Linked DNA regions of Mus musculus: region 2 is linked to region 1. The links are chromatin loops, found by intact Hi-C in ENCODE. Cell type or tissue: heart. All regions are shown on one strand. Each heading gives the region's core, and the rest is flanking DNA. Links, peaks and the distances in the headings are about the cores only.

The links. Peaks named below come from ENCODE experiments on the same cell type or tissue, not always from the same donor. Only the 100,000 strongest peaks of a DNase experiment are listed, where the experiment ranks them.
Region 2: a loop joins it to region 1, with 11 times the contacts of the local background. A loop is called at or near these places in 5 of 42 quality-filtered maps.

The regions. Positions count from the first base shown.
Region 1 is chrX:147,065,120-147,077,403 of GRCm38, reverse strand. It overlaps Htr2c (5-hydroxytryptamine (serotonin) receptor 2C), which reads right to left. Exons shown (of 6, transcript NM_008312.4): 3 at 4,917-5,019; 4 at 1,357-1,673. The coding sequence starts at 4,951. Among named protein-coding and RNA genes, the nearest start is that of Mir1298, 6.4 kb to the right of the region's middle. In heart, for the core only: a CTCF peak has its summit at 5,571 (motif pointing right); no DNase peak of the experiment used is centred there.
Region 2 is chrX:147,603,604-147,615,887 of GRCm38, reverse strand. No RefSeq gene overlaps it. Among named protein-coding and RNA genes, the nearest start is that of Lrch2, 56 kb to the right of the region's middle. In heart, for the core only: a CTCF peak has its summit at 7,007 (motif pointing right); no DNase peak of the experiment used is centred there.

The DNA.
Region 1 (12,284 bases), core at 2,474-10,473:
CATTGTTCTTCTTTTCAGATTTTTAGACTAGATACTATTTTAGTAATATTTTCATTGTCCAATTCCATTATGCATTTGGAGAACTTGTTGGACAAGTTCTTGTTCTCTCTTTTCCTCTACAGGAAGATGAGTATGTTAACAATTAAAGTTAAACTGGGACTTCCACATATTAGCAATTAACTTTGAACTTGATTTTCAAATTTTGTAGTTGTGGTACTTATTGAAAGACAAATACAGTGGTGATATATACTGGAGGCAACAGCTACTTGGGAGTCTGAGGCAGGAAGTTCACATGAGCTTTGATTCATTGATTTTATTTTTTATTAATATTTTAAAACATTTGAAGTTTTTCTTTTAATTTTGTGTGTATATGAGTATTTAGCTTGTATGTATGTCTGCACCACATTCATGTTCTACTGTCTAGGTCAAAAGACCTCTGTCTTTTGCAGAGGTCAAAAGAGAGCATCAGATCTCCTGGGACTGCAGTAAAAAATACTTGTCAACTGCCATGTAGGTGCTGGACATTGAACTCAGGTCCTCTGGAAGACAATTTAGTATTCTTGACCAGGATTTTAATGTGATTTTGATTTTTCTAAAATCATGAGTACTAGCCAAAACCAAAACCAAAACGTAGATTAAAATGAATAAAGCAAAGAGATGGCAGAAAATCAAAGAAAAAATTAAAGCCTCTTGAAAATCATTGAAGCTGAGTTTTGTGATAGTTGTGATATGAACTTACATTTATGTGCTCAGAAATTAATTTTTATACCTCGTCTCCTTATAAAACCATGACTTATAAACTGCATGAAAAAGAAGAGCAATGCCTATTAAGTGCATAATTTGTACCAACTATTTAGTTTGTCAACATAAAAGATTACATATGCTGTGGGTATAGCAGTGATTGCGTGCTTGCCTAGAGTAAATTAGGCCCTGGGTTCAATATCTGTTACTCAGAAACATTTCTTAAAATAAAATCATTATAGAAGACAAATTTTGCTTTCCTTTTGTGTATTAGAGATGGCACTGACAATAAATATGCTAGCCCAAATACAGGTCAGGGTGCCATTTTGCCACTATCCCATTTTGTATGGTTATTTATTGTTTATATATGACACCTGCAAATAAAGTATTTATGGATAATTTCAATATATTATAAAATAGGTGTTTTAACTTTTGAAAACTCTGCCAAAGTTTTATTTCATAAATCTCAACATATCCAATCATTTTTTCTTGCTCACATTTTGTTTTATTCTATATTTTTTTCAAATTCTTTAGATAAATTATTAACTGTATAAATTATATCCTGATGATTATTACAAAACTATGAGAGTGAGAAATGAGTAAAAGTGTACTCACCATAAAGAATTGCAAGCAGAGACAGGGGCATGACAAGTAGTCCCACCAGCATATCAGCAATGGCTAGGGACATTAAGAAATAATTGGTAGCATTGTGCAGTTTCTTCTCCATGCTTACTGCCATGATAACGAGAATGTTGCCCCCTATTGTCATGATTATAATCACGACTATTGAAAGTGCTGGCCAGTTTTGTACCCCGTCCGGGAATTGAAACAAGCGTCCACCATCGGAGGAATTAAAAGTGTCAGTTACTATAGCTGCTACTGGACTTATGGAAATATCGAACTGCCAAACCAATAGGCCAATTAGGTGCACACTGAAAATTAAAAAGAAAAGAGAAAGGAAAATTAGGCTCCCTTTACTCACAATATATCATATATACTATACAATAGCTTGTAGCCCCCTCCCACTACTATGACCATGACCACCTCCATCCTCCTCATTTCCCATTTTTATCATTATCTTTTACTGAGTGACTGCTATAAGGTAGACACTTAGTTTACACACACACACACACACACACACACACACACACACACACACACACACACATATATATATCCCACAGGAGATCAGTAATGATTTGTTCTCATTATGCAGCTGAAAAAAACAATGAAGTTAAAAAAAGGGTTTTGCCACTTTCCCCAGCCAATGTAGCCAAGTAAATGACAGGACCAGGGGCCATCATATGGTCTAGGTTCAGACCATATTAAAATATTAAATATTACTGCTATTTCAAAATACAGTATTATTTGACTTAGTGTGATAATTTATATTTTCTTTTAGATTTTTATTTTATTTTATTATGTTGTATTACAAAAGACCATTTTCATGTAAGTATAGAAAGTACTTTTAATATGTCTTCCTCCAACTCAATAGATTCCCTCACCCTTCTTAGATGTCTTTGTTCCTGAGAGAGTTTTGCTTTTATCTTCATGTCATCTGTCATACATGATTAAGTGTATCTATGAAGTCAAGGCTCTACAAATGAGAGAAAAAATGTGACATCTGTCTTTCAGAGACAGACTTAATGTTTTATTCTTTATATTTTTAAAATATGAATTTCTTTAAGACAGCTGTGACAGAAATCATGGGAAAATTCCTTAAAGGAGCCAGTGGCCAGACAAGATACTTGGAAGTTGAATTGTGTTGTTCTAAATTTAAAAGAAAGCATAAGACTTTATCAGAACAGTTTATGATTTGTTTTGAAAGCTGCTGTGACAGCAATGCACACTCATTTCTTTTTAGGAGTATTTCCAGGTTCTCGTGCTTGCAAAGTGAGTTTCTAATGGTTGTCTGCTTCTTGCCTCGTGTCTTAAACTTTAATGCTCCCTACTGCCTACCTCATTTGTGTCCTTGGTTTTCTAGGACTTAATTCTAGGCTTAAGAGTAATGTGTGTAAATGATTGATTCCCATTTAGGGTAGAGGTAGAGTTAGGTATTAAATCTCTTAAATTATTTTAAATACATATTTTTACATTGGTCCTTATATTTTACCAGTAAGAATTTCAGGTTAGGTGGCGATATAAGACAAGGGAGATGTTTCTATTTCACTTCTGTTAATTTCAAATTAATTTCTCTCATAGTGATGAGATTTATTTACATTGAAAACACAAATATTTGCTAAAGATGTGAGCTCCTAAGGTGTGTCCAACAAAACCAACAAATGTATCTTCCATGAGAAAAATAAGACAACAATTATGTTCAAAATTTCCTCCCTCCTAGAAGAGGGAATAAAATAATATGGGGGGGGGGGCAGCGGAAGAGAAGGACCTGGATAGGAGAGGGGATGGGAAGGGGAAAAGGGAAACAGGATCAGGTATGGGGGGACAGGAGAGAAGCCCAGAGGGCCAAGAGAAAGAATGGAACTACACTGCCTCAGGAGGATGGGAGGTGAGTGGGCTCTCTAGAAAATTCTAGAGACCCAAGAGTCAAGAGACTCTTAGGACTCAATTGGGGTGACCTTAGCCAAAATGCTCAACATTGGGAAGTGGGAACTCGAAGAGTCCACCTACAGTAAATAGACAGGGCCTCAAGTGTAGGAACTGGATTGCCATCCCACAGTTAAAATTTCTAACCAAGGATTGTTCTAGTCTAAAATAATTATAGGGATGAAAATAGAGAAGAGACTGAGGGAAAGGAGGTCTAATGACTGGCCCAGCTTGGGATCCATCTCATGGGAGGTCACTAAAGCCTGACACTATTACTGATGCTATGATGTACTTACAGACAGGAGCCTAGCATGGCTGCCCTCCAAGAGATCCTAATAGCCGGTGGCTGACACATACAGATACTTACACCCAACCATTGGCCTTAAGTCGGGGACCCCTGTGGCTGAATTAGGGGAAGGACTGAAGAAGCTGAAAGGGAAAACTACCCGTGGGAAGACCAGCAGTCTCAACCAACTGAGATCCCAGGAAGCTCTCAGTGACTGAGCCACCAGCCAGTTAACATAAAGCAGCTGGTCTGAGGGCCCTGGCACATATGGAGCAGAAGTCTGACTGGTCTGTCCTCAGGGGAGAAGATGCTCTTAATTCTTGGGAGACTTGAGGCCCCAGGGAAGGGGAGAGTTTGGAGGGGAGAGCACCCTCTCAGAGGCAAGGGGGAGGAGAAATGGGATGAGGAACTGTGGGAGGGAGGACAGGAGGGGTGTTATGCCTGAAATGTAAATAAATAAAATAATTAAATTTTTTTCTGTTTGAAAACATCATTTGTGACTGGCTATTCTGGATGAGATCTATTTATTTACTTCTATCTATCTATCTATCTATCTATCTATCTATCTATCTATCTATCTAGTTTTTATTTTTACTTCTATCTATCTCTTTATTATTTTCAGTTATTACATAGGAGCAAAGGGATTCAAGACTTTGGTTATTCTGCTCAGGGTTTATACACTCCTTAAATAGTAGGTTTGGGTTAAGTGAGACTTTCAGTGGCTTTGTTCTCATATTTGATTCTTTACTAGTCCTTACATTGCATTCTATTAAATTCAACTATTGCTTCGTTCTAGAACCACAGTGTTTCTGCCCTATCAACTACACCCTCAATCCCTGCCTTCAGATCTCTAGCATGCTCTACTATTCCTTACAAAATCAGTTGCTTATAAGAACATCCTCTCTTCACCCTTTTCACTTTTTCTCCAGTTCAGCGTGTATGTATCTTAAGCTATGCTCAGTCTTGTAACCACCCTGTCTCAGTCACCTTGGGGTCAGGACGACAGGTTTATAGCACCACAATAAGCAGCCATTTGATTTAATTGTTCAGTTTATACAAGAAGGAAAGGGGAAGAAACTCTCTAAGTCTTACCCGTGATAGAAGCAACCATAAAAACTAGAATAAGTGGAATTGGAGCTATTATTCCCATATCATCTGAGTAGATGAGTTTTAAAATTTAATTAGATGCTAGATTATTCTTATTCCCCATTTATTATCTTTAAATACAAAATATTCATATTTTTGATACAGGTCATAGAGTAGCTTGGTCTTAGCATTTTGAGCATCAAGTAAGCAACCATAAAAGTAACTGTTGTTTTTATTTAAGTAATAGAATTCTTACAGGAGTGAGCGCACCGCAGTGCCCAGGTTCACCATTATTGCTTCAGTTTTAAGCAACCAGTTTCAAACTGAGAATTGGGAAGTTAACAGTATTGTTTCATCCCCTGAGGAGAGAAAAAAAGAAAAAAGAAAAAAAGAACATTAGTTAAAATATCAAATAGTTTACATATCAAGCAATTAAATGAACTCAATGACCATATTTAGTGTTAAGACAATCAATACTTCATTTAAATAGTAGGGAAACATGATATATGGAAGTAATGAAGAATGGCTAAGAACATTTTTTTCACTGACTTATATGCACAAACATATTAATTTTTGTAAAATTTCTTGTTTAGGGTCTAGTTCTGTGTGCCTTTACAGCATATTCCCTTGTTAGGGTAAACAGAGCTTAAAATCTATTTTTTTTTTGTGAAGGGAGATATGAATAGATCCTTGAGATTTGCAAGTCATTGGGGAAATATAAAATTTTAAATTAATTTACATTTCTAAAATTAAAAGGGTTCATCTTATAGTAAAATAAAAACTATAACAAATTTCAAGAATTCATATAACACAAACATATTTTATAAATTCCTAACTTTTGTTTCTCTTCAAAATGAAATCTACATTAATATAGAATTCTATTTATACTTTTGCATTAACCAATAATAGCCACTAGAGGGCAACAATAAGTAGTTTGTAACCAAATAAATACACTATGCAAGTTTATCATACATACAGCAATCCTTCTATGTAATAGCTAGTTAGTAGTAATTAATGAAATATCACAGCCCAAGCAGATGAGGTAGTATTGAAATGTAAAAACAAAATTTCAGTTGTATCAGATGATTGAAGCAATACTTCTTTTGTGCATTGAGAGATGACACTACATTTTCGAACAGCTTACATAAAATTACAGATCAGACGCTTTTTGTTTCTGTAAGTTGTCTTTGAAAAGATTGTCTGAGATATCACAAACTATGCATTGGATTACTACTCACGTATTACTATATTCTGTGGCTTTAAATGATGGTTGAGAATTAAATTGTCCAGAAAAATGAATGCATCTTTGCTGAGCAAAGCCTGCAATGATCCATCTTTATAGACTGACAATGAGGAAACAATGTTTCAGTGACCAACAAAGTAATCTTTAAGGTTTTCTTCATAGAGATTTGTAACTAAGAACAGAGAAATCAAATAGAGAGAGCTATGTTCTCTATTTCTCCTCTTCTGTTTTGTTTTTTTTTTTTTTGAGTTTGGGGTTCACTAAACTTTTTGCCATGTCAAAAAAATTACTAATAAGTCTATTCTCCCTAGGCTTGTAAATTGATTTCAAGTCTGTTACACTTTCAGTTTGCAAGTACCAATTTGGCAGTCAGAAGTGTGTGTGTGTGTGTGTGTGTGTGTGTGTGTGTGTGTGTGTGTAACTGTGCAGAAAAGAGGGGGCACTAAATGCTTGAGAACCCAATGTAATATTGCAAGATTCATTTTACGTAGTTTATATATATTTTCAAGGAATATAAAAATAAAAATTTGTCTTGATAATCTTTGGTGGTCTTAGTTTCTTTCAGAAACATGCAATTAAAATCTCACTAGAACAAATGTAATTCCTCATTTCTCATCTCATTTAACAGAACTTTATTTTCCTAGTCATTCAAATTATTAATTAATTAATAGCAAAAACATTTCCTCTATCAGAACTAAAGCAATCATTAATTAATATGGTCTGCCTTATTCGTTAATATCTACCTTTCAATTCTATCAAAAACATCTCCTTACTCTTATGAATATATGCAATCTGACTTTCTAGTGATTAGAGACTCAAAATATTGTGTAAGAGAGTGGTCTCTGCAAATTGCTAGGCCATTTTATCTGCCACAACACATAAGCCCTACCTCTTTTTGAGATATAGAAATAGGTGATAAAAAAGTGCTAAATAAATATCAAAGTCATTTAGCCTTTCCCTTTTTTATATCTCCAATATATCGGACTTTTAGTAATGATAAAAGTTTGTAAACATTTTTAATATTTATTTTTTCACATATCCACAAATTAGTATAGTTAAGAGTCAATAGTAATGTAATATGCAGTATGTTCAAATAGGATTATACTTGAATACTATCAATTGTACTTGCAATAGCTACATATGTTCCTGATCTCATGAAACACTTTATACACATTCTCAGCCCTGGTATAATTAAACTATTGCTTCAGAAAACACTATGTTTTCTCAGAAATTAACCAACTATATATTATTTCGCTTAGAATTACAGATGAAAACATTGAACAGTAATTCCTTTTCTTAGGTTCCAGTTTTGCTAAGAAAGCAATAATTATAAACACTATTATACACAGAGATTTCCAATTTATTAACTAAAATTACTTTCAAAGTCATGCCTTCTCATGCAGTTAAAACTTGTTTCTTTTAATTTGTTTTAGTTCTGTCTTATTTTTCTCCAATACCAAGGGAAAAATGGCCTTCCTCTATCAGAGAACTAAAGCATTTACATTTTAACTTTGATGAAACCAAATGGGAAATTGTCTTGAAGTATTTGTGGAGGTTTAGGAACACAATATAAAAGGAATGAGATATGTGAATTATATGACACAAATTCTACTTCATTATAAAATATAGTATTTTGCAATAAGTGCCACGCATATTTGAATAAGTGTTTATAGAATTACAAAGGAGAGAGAAAGAAAATACAAAATTCCTCAAACCTCAAATAACTAACAAGGGAAACAATAAAATTATCTTCTGATTTACACTTCTCATACTCTACTTGTGAGTCAAATATTTAAACTTGGGAAGTTTTGTTTTTGTGGACTATTATAAACTCCATTTTTAGATGATTAATGAATTGGTTACCCTTTAAACAGAATCTATTGGACTCCTGGAGAAACTGTGGGCAATTAAGCACAAGCGAGTGAGGGGGCAAGAAAACCCGAATTAAATTATTTTTCTGAAGTATGAAATAATGATAGGAGATTAAATCACAAAACTAATTCACTATCAGATCAGTAATTACTCATATCAATTTCTTATTTATTCCTGCAGCATTTCTCACAGACATTTTAATGTTGTCTCTAAAGCATTGTAAGATCTTTAAGTATCAATAACATATTTTGCTTATGAAAAATTGGGGACAAAATTTTATTTCCGTGTGATTTTTAGTAGTATGATTTTATAGCAGGTATTAGTTAACAAGTTTCTTAAACATAAATCCAAACACTGAAATGGTGAACAGTACATTTAAATGTTGCTCATTAAAACTATGTTTGTATGTTAGTAGGTTACATCTGTCATTAGCTTAGTTCAGAAAACTTATGCAAACACTTGGAAATACCTGAACCTAAATTAGATTATCGTTAAGTATTCAGAAATAAATTTCAAACTTTCCAAAATCCATGTCATTCACCAAAATGAGTAAAACAATTCTAAATAATTATCTTGAAAAATAATGAAACACAAAGTTAAAATATTTTGTGTGTGAGCACCTATGTGTGTGCATGTGTGTATGTGTATCCTCTTTACATTTCAGTTAACTAATTAGTCAAGTATAGTGAATAAACTAGTTGATTTATGGGAGGGGGTGTGGGGGACTTTGAAAAGAATAAAATCTTAATGGAAGACAATGGATTTGGGATTATATATACATTATGTTTGAAGAAGAAATGGACTGAGTTGGAGAAGGGACTGAAGGAGCTGAGGGAGTTTGCCGTCCCATGAGAGGAGCAACAGTGTCAACAAGTCAGACCCCCTTACCCCCCCCCTCCCAGAGCTCCCGGGGACTGGACCACAAACCAAATAGTACACATGGAGGGACCCATGGCTCTGGCCGCATATGCGGCAGAGGACAGCCTTGTTGGACATCAGTGGGAGGGGTGGCCCTTGGTCCTGTGAAGGCTCTATGCCCCAGTGTAGGGGAATGTCAGGGCATGTAGACAGGAGTGGGGGGATGTGTGGGGGAGCACCCTCATAGAAGCAGGGGGAGGGAGATGGGATAGGGCATTTCCAAAGGGGAGACCTGGAAAGGGGAAAACATTTGAAATGTAAATAAATAAAATATCCAATAAAAGCCTGGCATGGTGGTGCACTCACGCCTTTAATCCCAGCACTTGGGAGGCAGAAGCAGGCAGATTTCTGAGTTCGAGGCCAGCCTGGTCTACAGAGTCAGTTCCAGGACAGCCAGGGTTACACAGAGAAACCCTGTCTCGAAACAAACAAACAAAGAAACAAAAATATCAGATAAAAAATATTCCTAGGAATGTATACTCTCTTTAATAATTAAAATAAAAGGATGTATTTTTTAGAAAAGACCTTAAGAACTTGGTTGTCTTTGGTTCTATACCCTTTAGAACTAATCCTTTCAGATTGGTTTTTACCTTCAGATTTCTTGAAAATTTGCCAGGTAACCATGGTGATATAGCACATTATTCTTACTCACATGACGTAAAGTTTTTATTAGACTGTAGAATACACAGTAAACCGATGATTCCTTTGTGACTTTTATTTTATTTGTGTGGGGGGGAGGGTGTATGTGTGTGTGTGCATGTGTGTGTGCGTGTGTGTGTGTGTGCATTGTGTGTGTGTGTGTGTGATTGTGTGTCTGTGTTTGTACAATCACATGCATGCCATGTGGGGGTTGAGGACTGAACTCAGGTCATCCAACTTGGTTGTAGCCACCTTTATTGGCTGAGCCATTTGACCAGCCCTTTTCTGAATGTGTATGATAAATTACTTAAGAACTGAATATGTAATGTTGCATGAAAGCTTGATTCTATCATTTTTCAATGTTCAAAAGTAAAGACTCATAATTTAAGAAGTTTTCTCTCTTCAACATCGTAAAAAGGAGATATAAAGATCAGAGAGAGTAGAAGACCAGTGGGAGTGCTGTGCAATACTCTTGTCATGTGACATGGCCAGTGTAATCAGGAGGACTGGGCCTTATCCAAGAGACCACTGGTGCCCAAAAGTCTATGGAATCAGGGAAACAGAGTGGTTGTCGATACCTGCTCAGGACCTGTCCTCCAAATAAGATCTAAAAGTTAGAGGAAGGAATAGTTGGAGAGAAGATGTGCTACAGGGCTGGTAAGGGATAGAAGAAGGTAATAAGTATGAATATTATCACAATATACTGTATACATATATGAAACTGGCAAAACGTGAATAAGATGTCAATGAAATCTTCTCTCTGATTATTATATGCACTCAACATTAAGCAGATTGCTAGATCAAAAGTGAATTAATCACAAATGTTCAGAAGGCTCCTGTGAGGAAAAACATTTGGGGAATACTCATGTAATCTATCTATCTATCTATCTATCTATCTATCTATCTATCTATCTATCTATCTATCTATCTATCTACATGTATATATATTCATTCTTAGGATTAAGGCATATTAAATTAATGTTCCTTTCAAATTTAAATGTTTACTATAGCAATTTTGTAATAAAGCACTCTTCATTCAAAAAATTCATGTTTGCTATGAATAGTAACATGATGTCATTCTTTATGATTTGGTGGAAAAACTTCAGAGACAACAATCAATTGAAACCCTTTCCTACCAGTGAACCCAGGAGCTTCAGTTATGGTAAGTTCATTTAGAAATGCATTCTATGAATTTAAATGAAACCAAATACGCCATTTTAAATTTTAAGGTCTTAACTTATTCTACAAGCTTGAATTCACAGAACTTCTGAGACTAAAAAATTATAAGGGTTCAAATAATTTAGTTCCTTGTCTTCAGGCAGGTCTATATTTAAGTCACTTTGACAAGTTTGACAGTTGATGTTCTTTAGAACAACTTTCATCAGAGGTAATTTCAAAACCCTCCCTTGTACAGCAGTCTGCTCTTTTAGGAAATGTTATTTTACACCAGGCAAAAGCACCCCAGGCTAATAGACATCAGTGGAAATGAAAACTCCCACAATACATAAGGAGGGGAATCTACACCTCAGGCTCAAGACAGTTATTGTATCTTTGCTAGGCTTGCCTTGGAATGCACTGCTTCAAACCTAAAATTAGATGCTTCCCTAGACTGTGACAAAAAGGAGAGAGGACACTTCTGACACTATAGTCATATATGCTGGAGGATTTTGTAATTTCTCTTTTTTAAAACAGGTGGTAACATTCGGAGAATGGTACCTGAGGCCTTTTCTGGACATTTCATTAGATCTCATAACACCAATATGATTATTTAATTTGAAAACAGTTGTTACCAATGTTTACACTTCCCCATTCTTCTCTTCAGAAAATACTAAGGAGTATTGAGGCATATAGAACTTTCCCTCTTGTACTTTGACTGCAAATGAAATATTTTCTTTATTTGTGTTTTCAAAATTCTTCTGCTTGGTATAAGTTATGGGAGGTTTGTCGTTTGTTTTGTGATGCTGGGACGGCATAGTCCTCATGTGGGAGCAACAACCTTAGGACCACATGAAAACAGTTTTTGTTAAATCTAAAAAATGCAAAAAAAAAAAAAAAAACCCAACCAACCAACCAACTAACCAACCAACCAACCAACCAACCAACCAAATAATACAGTGAACTCCTCAAATCAACAGCATTTAAGGTAGTAAGTTTTCCATAGCAAAATTTATTCCACTCGCCTAAAATAATATTCCAAAAATAGTTCCTAAATTAATAGAACTGAAGTTGCTGATGCAAATCATTCCACAGTTGTAATAACAAACATTAAGGGAATCTGTCTTAGTGGGCAGCATGCCCAGCAATTTGAAGCTGTTTCTCCATAGGTGGTAGGAGAATTCTGCCTAAATTATCTCAGCCTAAGTATCCTTATAGCAAAATAAACAATAACAACCAAAAACAACAACAAAAAACTTGTAAAGAGCAGTACTAAGGGGGAAACCATATGTTAATGTATGTGTTGGAGATAAATTCCTACTGACTTGCAAGACTGAGAACTGTACAACCAAATTTCTTTGTGTTCAAACATTTGTTGATTTCCTTTTATATGCTAGGCTCTCAGCCAGATGCTGTACACAGCGTGGAAAACAAGGCAAAAAAAAAGGCCCTGCACACACAGAGCTTACATTCCAACTCAACAAACAAGCAATAAGCCATGTCAGGAGTGGATCATTGCTGTGAATGAGAGAGAATTGCATAAGATAAGGAATAATGGAAGGAAATAGAGCAGATTTATAGCTGTATGTATTCATAGGCTGTCCTAGTGTTACTTATCACAAGTACAGTTATTTTACACTGGCAATATAGGCAATTGACAAGTATCACTGGTGACAATACTTTTTTGTTTGTTTGTTTTACACACTTGAAACAATTCATTCCCTTTAGTTTTGTCAAAGTACATACTACAGTCCAGCATAGCTGTATACAAAAATGCATTTCCCCCTTAGCTTTACA
Region 2 (12,284 bases), core at 2,435-10,434, 540 kb before region 1:
TATAGGTGTGTGTATGTAAGTATGCAGGAACATTGGTGGAGTTGATGAGACAGGTGGTCAGGCCTGACCAGAATGTGTGTGTGTGTGTGTGTGTGTGTGTGTGTGTGTGTGTGTGTGTGTGCATATTGCTGGTGTAAAATATTTTAATTCTTTTCTTTTCTTTCTGATTCACAAAGAGTTAATAAGTTTCTAGCCTCTTGCCTGGCCAGTCCTTAAGCAAGAGAGAAAGGAAATCAGCGATTATTAAAGCACAAATAGTAAGATTATAAGACCAGGGATCACCAGTCTTTAGTTTTTTGTCCAACTCTGTGTTCCACCTCAGCTCATTACCTAGCCAGAGCTGACCTTCATTAATATGTGTCACTGTTTGTTTCGGGGGCGTGTGAGATAAAAATCCAACGGATGAATTTTGATAGCCAAGTATGTATTCACTGCTAAAATGAGTCCGTACAGAAATGTGTATAAATCACAGTGATGGCTTGAAGCAGGAAAATCCCACAACTTCCAATCCAGCTAGGTGTCTGGGGTGACTTCTAAGACCTTAAGAAGCAAAATTCAACAAGTAGTACAAATTGGATAAGGTATTATGGGAGAAGATAAGAAGAAGCGGTAGGTAGCCTGGTAAATGATTGAGAAAGTCAGTGATGGTGACTTGAGGTTGCTAAAATTGTAGCAATGGTGAGAAGTGTTGACTGAGAGTGGGGAAAGGGGTGGGTCCAGTGTCTGGATAAGGTGGTAGTATTAAGGAAGATCATAGCTGGGGGAACAGGACATGGATAGAGTGTTGAGGAGAGGGTAGAGGAAACAGTGTGATCTGGAAAGACCATTGTTGAAAGGAGGGAGTGAAGAGACGGCGTTAAGGGTTAGGATGTATTCATGCTTGGGCAAAATAGGGTTATGGGAGTTGAGAGTTGTTAACTGCCTGGCATGGGTAGAGTGAGTGTGCCATAATGGGTCAGGCAATGGAGTAGAATGAAGTAGGACAAGTTTAAGAATGCTGGGAAGGGAAAGGTGTATGGAGCTGTGTAGTGAGAGCTTTGTTTTCTTTCAAAACCCAGTTATGCTATGTGATTATATTTTTGTTTTACTCCCAGTTGTTGGATAAAAGGCTGATCCACACTAGTGATTATGATTTGCCTCATGCACTAGCAGGGGTATGGTCTTTCAGCTGTGGATAGTTTACATTTGGAATTCTGTGAAGTTCGGAGTGGTTGTATATGGGAAAACCCCACAGGGAGGTAGGTGGACACTCCAATAAGGCTGCGCTCCTCCTTGATGTTGTTGCAGTTTGTCGAGTGTTTGTGAGCAAACAGACTAATAGAAGTTAGAGATAACCTGATGATGAAGATTGAACTTGCCTCAAGGAACTCAATGTTCCTAATCAGCAGGAAGTAGTTTATTTTCTTGGCTGAAAGAGGTCTAGCCCTCTTTCTCCTCTAACCTCATTTCTCTCCTGCCCAGTGCTTGTGTACTGGAAGGAATTAGGGTGGAATAGGGGTTGAAAGGGAGGTATAGCTATAAAAACTCAGTAAGATAGAACAGAAACAGTGCCTATAGGGCTGTGGTGGCATACCTCCTAGAGATAAAGCTTCTGGTAACTACTCCAGATACTTAGAATGGAGGCAGAATCTCATATGACAGCCCAAACTTACCTAAGGAGGTGCCAAAACTGGTGAAATGCCCTGAGTCCTGGGAGCACAGGTATGTGCTCATTTGAAGCCCGTGGAAATTTTTCTGAACCTTAGGAGTCAGATCCAATCTCAAAACAATAACAACAAACACATTATAATGTAGAAGGCTTTTAATTAACACTAGCACCTTGCAATTCAAGAACTATTAGATTGTAAAACCATATGGTTTTTAATCAAAGGATATATACTTGCCTATATACAATAAATATGGAAAATAAGCTAATTTAGCACTCTAATCCAAAAAACAACAATACATTTTTAAAATTCTATTTTTATTTTTATTTAAGTCAATGTGTTTGTATGTATTGTTGTTTGTTTTACAGAGGTCAGAAGAGGGCTTCTGAAATCAAGGACCTAAAGTTACAGGCAGATATGAACAGTCTGATATGGTTGCCAGGAATTGAACTCCAGTCCTCTTGAAGAGCAACAAGAGCTCTTGATCATTCAGCCGTCTCTCCAGTCCCCGAGTACCTAAGGCAATGGCTGTGCAGATACAGAAATGTAGAGAATATTTGTAGAACTTTATCTTAGTTAAGATTTCCATTGCTGTGAAGAGACATCATGACAAAGATAATGCTTACAAAGGCTAAAATTTAATTGGGACTGGCTTACAGTTTCAGAGGTTTACTCTGTTATTATCATGGTGGGAAGTATGGCGGCTTTTAGGCAGACATGGTGCTTGAGGAACTGAGAGTTCTATATATTGATCAAAAGGCAGCCAGGAGTTACCTAAAATTCCACATTGTGTGGAACTTGTGCATAGTGACCTCAAAGCCCATCCCTACAGTGATGCACTTTCTCCAACAAGGCCACACCTACTCAATGCCACAACTCTATTTCCAGTCCCCATGGGCCAAGCAATTAAAGACATGATTCTGTGGGAGCCAAACTATTCAAACTACCATAAACTTCCAAAAGGAAATCAGTGTCTTAAAATCTTGACTAGTTAGAAGCAGTTGAAGATGTTGAGAATATTTCTCAGCCAAGTAAACAGCATTACCAATGCAATCTGCAATATCCTAGAAATTCTGTATTAACATATTTCCAAAAGTATCCGAATCAACTAGAGGACTTACTGAAACAAAATTTGCCTAGGTTCCATGGCTCAAGCTTGTAATCCCAGGTAGGAAGATTAAGAACTTGAAGCTAGCCTGGTCAACAATAACTTCAAGAATAAGTTTCAATGGTCATAATTTATTATTATACTTTATGATTATGTGGTCGTATTACTTAACTAAGGAAACTAGGGAAGTGAAAAGTTTCCATTGCCAGGGTGGGAGAGTAGGGAATCTAAGAGAAGGGACTCCCAGGATAATCTAAGCAGGGAAATTGGAAAGGGATCTCTAATTACTGGGAAGCATGTAGAATAAATACAAAAGAAGGACAGTAAAATAACAGTAAGGATTCTTTGGGAAGGTATGAGAATCTACTATTAACTATATAAAAAGCAGAACACACATAATACTCTGTATACATGTTGTAATTTAAATAACAACTTCCCATTTGTGCTGAAAATACTTTGTGTAAGAGCCAAAGGCAATCTAACAAATGCACCAACATCTACTAAGAAATGTTTTTTGAGCTCTTTGTCAGGGTTGTTCAAAAAACTCACAGAACAATACAAGCCGTTTCTATTACCTCTGACTACCACTCGGAGTGTAAGATAAGTCCATATTGGTGAAGAGAACATGCACATCAGATGCTGTCCCAGAGACCTCTGAGCTGGAACTGACCTGAAAGCCTCCTCCCTGAGAACTTGCACTCATGATACCATAAGGACATGCATGTTTGCAATGGATGGAGGCAACCAACACTCCTACCCACTTATGATACCTAAATTCCACACCAATCAGCATTGCATAATAACCCTAAGGGTATAGTTTTTGCACCCATACCATGGGAATGACAGGTCTCTAATTGGACTTAAGGCTCACTTACCAAGTGGTAAATCATGGTGGGTACTTTAAACCTAGCTAAGTATACCCAGGTCTAATGATGCCATGGATCTTGGAGAAGAACCTACAACTCACTTACAAAAACCAATCCCTAATTTCATTCTAAATGTTTCCTTTTATATCTCCAGGTAAATGAAGACTCGAGTTCTCATCTAGAAAACTCTTTATTAGTGATGGAGACCATTAAAAACACTACAACCAATCAAAATGTATAGTATTTAATCTGTGCTGGCTAATTTCATATCAAGTTGATGCAAGCTATAGTTATCTGAAAGAAGGAACCTCAACTGAAAAAAAATGCATCCACAAATCCAGTTTCAAGGCATTTTCTTAGTGATTTATAGAGGACGGAGGGCCCAGTGCATTGTTGGGTCCTGCACTCCTTGGGCTGGAGGTCCTGGGTTTTAATAAGGAATTAGACTGATCAAAGCCATAGGAAAAAAGCCAGGAAGCAGCATCCCTCCATGGCCTTTGCATCAGCTTCTGTCCTGTGTGAGCTTCTGTCCTGACTTCCGTCAATGATGACCAGTGATATAAAAGTATAAAGCAAATAAACACTTTTCTACCCAACTTGCTATTAGTCATGGGGTTTTGTCACAACAGTAGAAACTCTAATTAAGACAAACTAATACCAGGAGTAAGGTATTGCTATGGCAGACCTGACCAAGTTTTTGACAGGATTCCGAAAAGACTTAGGAACTTTGGGCTAGAAAAGCCAGTGAGTATTGGGAGCTTACTGAGACTCTAGGAGTCAGAAGATAAGAGTGTTTCGAGCAATGAGAAGATATAGGCCTTGCTTATGAAGTTTTAGAGAGAAATTTAAAGACTCTACCAGTCTGGTTGTGTGAAGAAACCAGTTCTGGGTATCTGGGGTTGAAAAATCAGTTGTGCTAGTCAATTGAATCTGAGAAATTAATGCTGAGTAAGAAAACATCAGCATTGTTGAGAGCAACTCTTCTGGTAAGTGTTTCCTACGAGTTATCACACAGATGTGTTTGCTGTAGGTGTGGCCACGATTGTGTTTCAGTCTGGAAGCTAAAGTTGGTAGTGTAAGAGTGACCCAGGTGGTACTGGTATTGAAGGCATGAAGGGGTCATGAAGAGCAGCTGAAGCTTGGCACAGTGAGAGGCCCAGGAGAGACCACTGGGGAAGGTGAAGTCTCAGTAGCTGTTGAAGACCCAGGATCGAAGGGGTCATGCAAAGAAGTTGAGGCTTGGCATCATGAAGAAATCCTATAGCATGCTATTGATAAAAGGTCAGGCCAGATACAGCAAGGGACCATAGCAGTTTTGTAGGTACCAGTATCATTGGATGACCACCAAAAGCAGCAAAGAAAGAAAAAATGATATTTCCAAAAGACCAAAGAGAATTAAGTTAATAAACCCATAAATGGTAAAATTATTAAAGGAATTCTATACTCTCAAATTAGAAATATACCATGAAACTAAAGGAAAAAGATATCAAATTTATTGCTTGAAAATATCACCCATATTAACAGTGATACTTATTTAATTTTAAAATTGTTCCTCACATCTCTGTATGACAAGCAACATTATAACACACAGTATTATAACTCGTCTAATATTAGAAATATGTAGGACAATATTTCTGTTTGCTAGACACTCTGTTAGGACTGCTGGAGAGATATCCTATTAGGTGAAGCACTTACCAGGCAAGCTTTAGGGTCTTATCTGGAAGTCATGAATCTAGGCAACAATCTCTTATTCGAGGGCCAGCCAGATGGAACATTAGATAAATGCACTTGTCCAGCCACCTAAGCTGGATCCCCAGGACATCAATCTTGAGAGGAGAGTACCAGCTATTCCATGTTGTTCTCTGACCTCTACATGTGCACAATAGCAGGTCACACAACCCCTGAACACACACAAATAAAGAAATCATAAATAAAAAAATAATCAAGCATAGGGGTAAATACATCTAACTCCACTGATGAAAATGATAAAAAGACAGGAGAATCCCTGGACCTCATGGGACAGTCAACCTAGCCTAATAAGTAAGACCCAGGTACCAAGGAGAGACTTCTTTCAAAAAAACATGTGGATGGCTCCTGAGGAATAACACGCAAGGCTGTATGTGCACAAGCATATACAAGAATGCCTGCATGTATAAGTGCTACTGTGTATAGCTAAACATGCTTACCCACCTATACTGACAGACCTGTACACATACTTGTACACACAAATTCTGTTAGGAAAAGAGCAAGAGGAAAAGTTCGCAGTTACACAGTTAGTATTTGATTACTATATTAGATGGAATTGGTATGCTATAACTTTAATTTTTTAATATTATTTTTAATGATGGTTCTTAAATGCTTTAACCTCCCTTCTAGTCCACCACCCACCAGAGATAGTGGGAAAGAAAGGATATAGAGGAAGTAGTGCTGTTTATAAAGGGTTCTTTGGAGCAACTCCCATTTGTGTTGTCTGGAAATCAGCTGTTCAGTTCACAGGTTAGCAGCATCAGCTCAATCCACTTGCTAATACTTCATGGATACATCAGCAGTCCAGTTCAGTAGAGTTGGGTTAGCAACAGCGGTGACATGACCTAGCAGAGACAGCCAGGCCTCAGCCTCAGCTCTAGTGAGCAGGAGGAACCCAGAGGGACACCAGGAGGAGATCTAGGCTATGTCTCTCTCAAAGAAGTGAAGATCAACAAAGGTGCAAAGACATGAAGACAGGAAAACTCGAGACACCCAAGCATTGCACAGCTTGTATTAGCAAGCCAGGCTCTGTCTCAGTCACTCCATGGAGTCCTATTTATTCCCTCCAAACATCATGTGTCCCTCACGTGCCTTGCCTCAGCACATGCGTCCAATCAGCAGAAGTCCTTGGAAGGGGCAACAAACTGCAGCACACCACCAGAAGTTTTTTGGTGTGCCTCTCTCTATGGAATTCCAACAAATACTGCTCAACTATGTAATGTAAGGCAGACCAATTTGTGATTGTTATTAGCAAAGAATCCTTCATCATGAGTCGTTTCACATGCTTGCTTTAGCAGAATATCCTCTCTCCTGTGTCTGCTTCAGTGACATGTCCCTTCACATGTCTGCCTTAGCCTTTCACACCTGTGTCTATTTTAATGAAATATTTCTTCACGTGTTTGCCCCAGAAAAACACCATCCAACTGACTTTCCAATGAACCCTTCAGTTTCCACTTCAGTATGTAATTTTTTTACAATAAAAAGTTTTCTCAAGTGTCTTCATGTAGCCTGTCAAAAATACTGTATATTATTTGTGCCTCAAGAACAGCACACAACTCATTTCATTGCAGAAAAGAGTTAACAAAGCCCCAACCAATCCTGCCTGGTTTGGTGGCGTACAGTAATAAATTCGGACACTAGAGGGCAGCAAAGACAATAGGAAAATTATGGGCAGCCTGTGCTATACAGCCAGATCCTGTCTATCTAAAAACAGGAGAACAGTCAAAGGCCTGTATTTGTAAACTGTATTTGTTCAGAAGTGGGGCGCAGCTTACTTGGCAGAGTGCTTGACTAGCATGCACAAAGTACTGAGTTTGATCATCACCACAACAAACCACCAGGAAAGGCAGCTTGCATCCCAGTCATCCTGGCCACATCACCCAAAGGAGAACAAATTTGAGCTGGCAAGATGCTGTTTCCCAAACCATACTATGGTCATTAAAACTCAAAAGCAAAAGCAAAAACAAAAACCCTGTTTTTTAAAGTGTATGTTTTGCACATCGTTGAGACCAGGTATCACTTTGCAGCTCAGATTTTGCTCAAAATCATATAAACCTGTTTCACCTGCCCCAGTCTTCTGGATACAGGGTGAGCCTCCATGTCCAGTCTTTTATGAAGAGCCTAAAAACAATCTATCTGTGGACCTGGAGTAGGAAACTGAGGGTCTTGTGAAAACAACATTCAGACCTACACCCACTATGCTCTATTACTGGACACAGGGCTTTATCTGTGTTAGGCATGTAAACTACCAACTGAATGACATTTCCAGGTCCGTGCTCTCCATTTTTAGACAGGAATGATCCCATACAAAATTTATTAAAATCTCAAGCACAGAAATCTTAGAGTGGGGAATCTGATATGCATATAAATACTGTTAATATTTTTATCTGAAAGCATTAATTTTGTGATAGCATTGTTCTATAATTACAAAAATTAAAACAGACAAATTTTCTTTACACTGAATAACAACTGAGGAGGTATTTCATACAGTGGGCACTCATAAGAATGTGACAGAAGAGATGGGGGATAATTCATGAGTCTCTGCTCCAGTATGTGGGAGACCCTGAGTATAATCACCAGGTGTGGGCAGAGGGAAGTTAAGAAACAGCTTCCTCTCACTTTGTTGTGTCAAGAAATTAAGAATTAGCCATACAACTCACCCCTGTAATCCTGAGCCTACAACTGCTACTGAGGCCACACTCTCAACAACGGCTTCTCCTGGCCCCCCACAGTGCTAAGCCTCAGCTGCTCTGCATGATCTCTTCACTCCTTCAAAAACCATGCTCATGGATTGGCAGGATCAATATAGTAAAAATGGCTATCTTGCCAAAAGCAATCTACAGATTCAATGCAATACCCATCAAAATTCCAACTCAATTCTTCAAAGAATTGGAAAGGGCAATCTCCAAATTCATCTGGAATAACAAAAAGCCTAGGATAGCAAAAACTCTTCTCAAGGATAAAAGAACCTCTGGTGGAATCACCATGCCTGACCTAAAGCTGTACTACAGAGCAATTGTGATAAAAACTGCATAGTACTGGTATAGCGACAGACAAGCAGACCAATGGAATAGAATTGAAGACCCAGAAATGAACCCACACACCTATGGTCACTTGATCTTTGACAAGGGAGCTAAAACCATCCAGTAGAAAAAAGACAGCATTTTCAACAAATGGTGCTGACACAACTGGCGGTTATCATGGAGAAGAATGGGAATTGATCTATTCCTATCTCCTTGTACTAAGGTCAAATCTAAGTGGATTAAGGAACTCCACATAAAATCAGAGACACTGAAACTTATACAGGAGAAAGTGGGGAAAGCCTTGAAGAAATGGGCATGGGGGAATAATCCCTGAATAGAACAACAATGGCTTGTGCTGTAAGATCGAGAATCAACAAATGGGACCTCATAAAATTGCAAAGACTTGTAAGGCAAAAGACACCGTCAATAAGACAAAAAAGGCCACCTACAGATTGGGAAAGGATCTTTACCTATCCTAAATAAGATAGGGGACTAATATCCAATATATATAAAGAACTCAAGAAGGTGGACTCCAGAAAATCAAATAACCCCATTAAAAATGGGTCTCAGAGCTAAACAAAGAATTCTCACCTGAGGAATAGCGAATGGCTGAGAAGCACCTGAAAAAATGTCCAGCATTCTTAATCATCAGGGAAATGCAAATCAAAACAACCCGGAGATTCCACCTCATACCAGTCAGAATGGCTAAGATCAAAAATTCAGGTGACAGCAGATGCTGGTGAGGATGTGGAGAAAGAGGAACACTCCTCCATTGTTGGTGGGATTGCAAGCTTGTACAACCACTCTGGAAATCAGTCTGGTGGTTCCTCAAAATATTGGACATAGTACTACCGGAGGATCCTGCAATACCTCTCCTGGGTATATATCCAAAAGATGTTCCAACCGGTAAGAAGGACACATGGTCCACTATGTTCATAGCAGCCTTATTTATAATAGCCAGAACCTGGAAAGAACCCAGAAGCCCCTCAACAGAGGAATGGATACAGAAAACGTGGTACATTTACAGAATGGAGTACTACTCAGCTATTAAAAAGAATGAATTTATGAAATTCCTAGGCAAATGGATGGACCTGGAGGGCATCATCCTGAGTGAAGTAACTCAATCTCAAAAGAACTCACATGATATGTACTCATTGATAAGTGGATATTAGCCCAGAAATTTAGAATACCCAAGATATAAGATACAATTTGCGAAACACATGAAGCTCGGGAAGAACGAAGACCATGGTGTAGATACCTTGCCCTTTCTTGGAATTGGGAACAAGGTACCCATGGAAGGAGCTACAGAGACAGAGTTTGGAGCTGAGATGAAAGGATGGACCATCTAGAGACTGCCATACCCGGGGATCTATTATATAATCAGCCTCCAAACGCTGACACCATTGCATACACTAGCAAGATTTTGCTGAGAGGACCCTGATATAGCTGTCTCTTGTGAGACTTTGCCCGGGCCTAGCAAACACAGAAGTGGATGCTCACAGTCAGCTATTTGATGGATCACAGGGCCCTCAATGGAGGAGCTGGAGGAAGTACCCAGGGAGCTGGGGGGATCTGCAACCCTATAGGTGGAACAACAATATGAACTAGCCAGTACCCCCCCCCCCCCAGAGCTCATGTCTCTAGCTGCATATATATCAGAAGATGGCCTGGTTGGCCATCAGTGGAAAGAGAGGCCCATTGGTAGTTCAAACCTTATATGCCTCAGTACAGGGGAAAGCCAGGGCCAAGAGGTGGAAGTGGGTGGGGGGGGTGTGGGAGGGGGTGGGGGACTTTTGGAATAGCATTGGAAATGTAAATGAAATAAATACCTAATAATAATAAAAAATAAAAATAAATAAAAAACAAATACAAACAAACAAAACAAAACAAACAAACAAAAACAAAAACAAAAACAAAAAAAAAACCCAGTACTGCCTGGATGTCTTACATATCATCCAGCTGGGCTGCCAGGACAAGGGACAAACTTGACTGCCACTGAGACACAGTTCCACTGTGCTCTCAAGAAACCCTTCCCATTCCCTCATTTTAGGGAACAAAATATCCATGGAAGGAGTTACAGAGACAAAGTTTGGAGCTAAGAGGAAGAGATGGACCATCCAGAGACTGCCCCACCTGGGGATCCATCCCATAATCAGCCACCAAACCCAGACACTATTGCATATACTAGCAAGATTTTACTGAAAGGACCCTGATATAGCTGTCTCCTGTGAGGCTATGCCAGTGCTTGGCAAATACAGAAGTGGATGCTCACAGTCATCTATTGGATAAAATACAGGGCCCCCAATGGAGGAACTAGAGAAAGTACCCAAGGAGCTAAAGGGGTCTGCAACCCTATAGGTGGAACAACAATATGAACTAACCAGTACCCCCAGTGCAATGTCTCTAGTTGCATTGTAGTAGAAGATGGCCTAGTTGGCCATCATTTGTAAGAGAGGTCCCTAGGTCTTACAAACTTTATATGTCCCAGTACAGGGGAATACCAGTGCCAAGAAGTGGGAGTGGGTGGGTTGGGGAGCAGGGCAAGGGGAGGGTATAGAGAACTTTCGGGATAGCATTTGAAATGTAAATAAAGAAAATATCTAAAAAAAAATTTTTTGAAAGAAAAAAAAGAAAGAAAAAAAGAAAAAAAAAAGAAAAGAAAAGAAACCCTTCCCAGAATATTTCACCTCAGTGATGCTGACTTCTCAGCTCCAGCTGACCACATCTCAAGTACCCCAGCAAAGCAAAGGTTTCCCTTTAGTAGTTCTAGTATCTTGTTAATCAAGGCTGATTCTTCAATACCAGCTAGCTGGAACTATGGAACCTGAATTCTAAATGACAAATGGCCTCCACAGAGTCTTTAAATGACCTGCTGAAACTTCACAAGCCAGGCCTTCATCTTCTACATTGCTCTCAACAATCTTATCTCCCAATCCCCTACAGAACAGTTCACTAAGTAGTAAACACTCAGTGTTTTGCTTGCACAAGGATCCAAAGTCTTTCCACAATCCTCCCCAAATCAACATAACCAGGTCTGTCACTGCAATACCAACACAAGGGTGGAGGAATCAGGGACTGGAAAGGGAATAGTTCAACTCATTATCACCCCTAGTGATCCACTAAGAAAACATTTGCCTCCTGGCTTGGGACCTTAAGTTTTGTTGACCTAAATTTTATGGTTCAAGAGTGGGGAGTGCTCCTCCTAGGATCTACCACAAATCTTCCATTAAATTGGAACCTTAGCCTTCCCGGTGGCCACTACATGCTACTAATGCCCTTAAACCAACTGACTGATTAAAGAATAATAGTGTTAGAAGGAGTGATTGATCCAGATTACCATGGGGAACAGGATTGCTTCTCCAAAAAGTAAATAAGAAAGATTATATCTGGTGTGTAGGCGACACTTTAGGCCCTAAAATTTAAGGTATCTCTTGGTGCTGCCTTGTCCCATGATGAAAGTCAAAGGGAAACTACAGCAGCCTAATCCAGGCAGAATGACAAAGGGCATAGACCATTCGGGAATGGATGTATGACTTACAAACTTTATAGTTTGGATGTAGGTCTTACAAACTTTATATGTCCCAGTACAGGGGAATACCAGTGCCAAGAAGTGGGAGTGAGTGGGTTGGGGAGAAGGGCAAGGGGAGAGTATAGGGAACTTCCAGGATAGCATTTGAAATGTAAATAAAGAAAATATCTTAAAAAAAAACAATTCCTCCAGGAATAGAGCAAAGACCTGCTGAGGTTCTTGCTGAGGGTGGAGGAAATACAATGGAGTAGAGGAAGGTAGTTATAACTATCAGCCAAGGTCATGTGACCAGTTACAGAAAGAATAATTACTGTTGACATGAGTGTTTCTGTAATATTTTGTTAAGAATGCATTTGTACAGATATT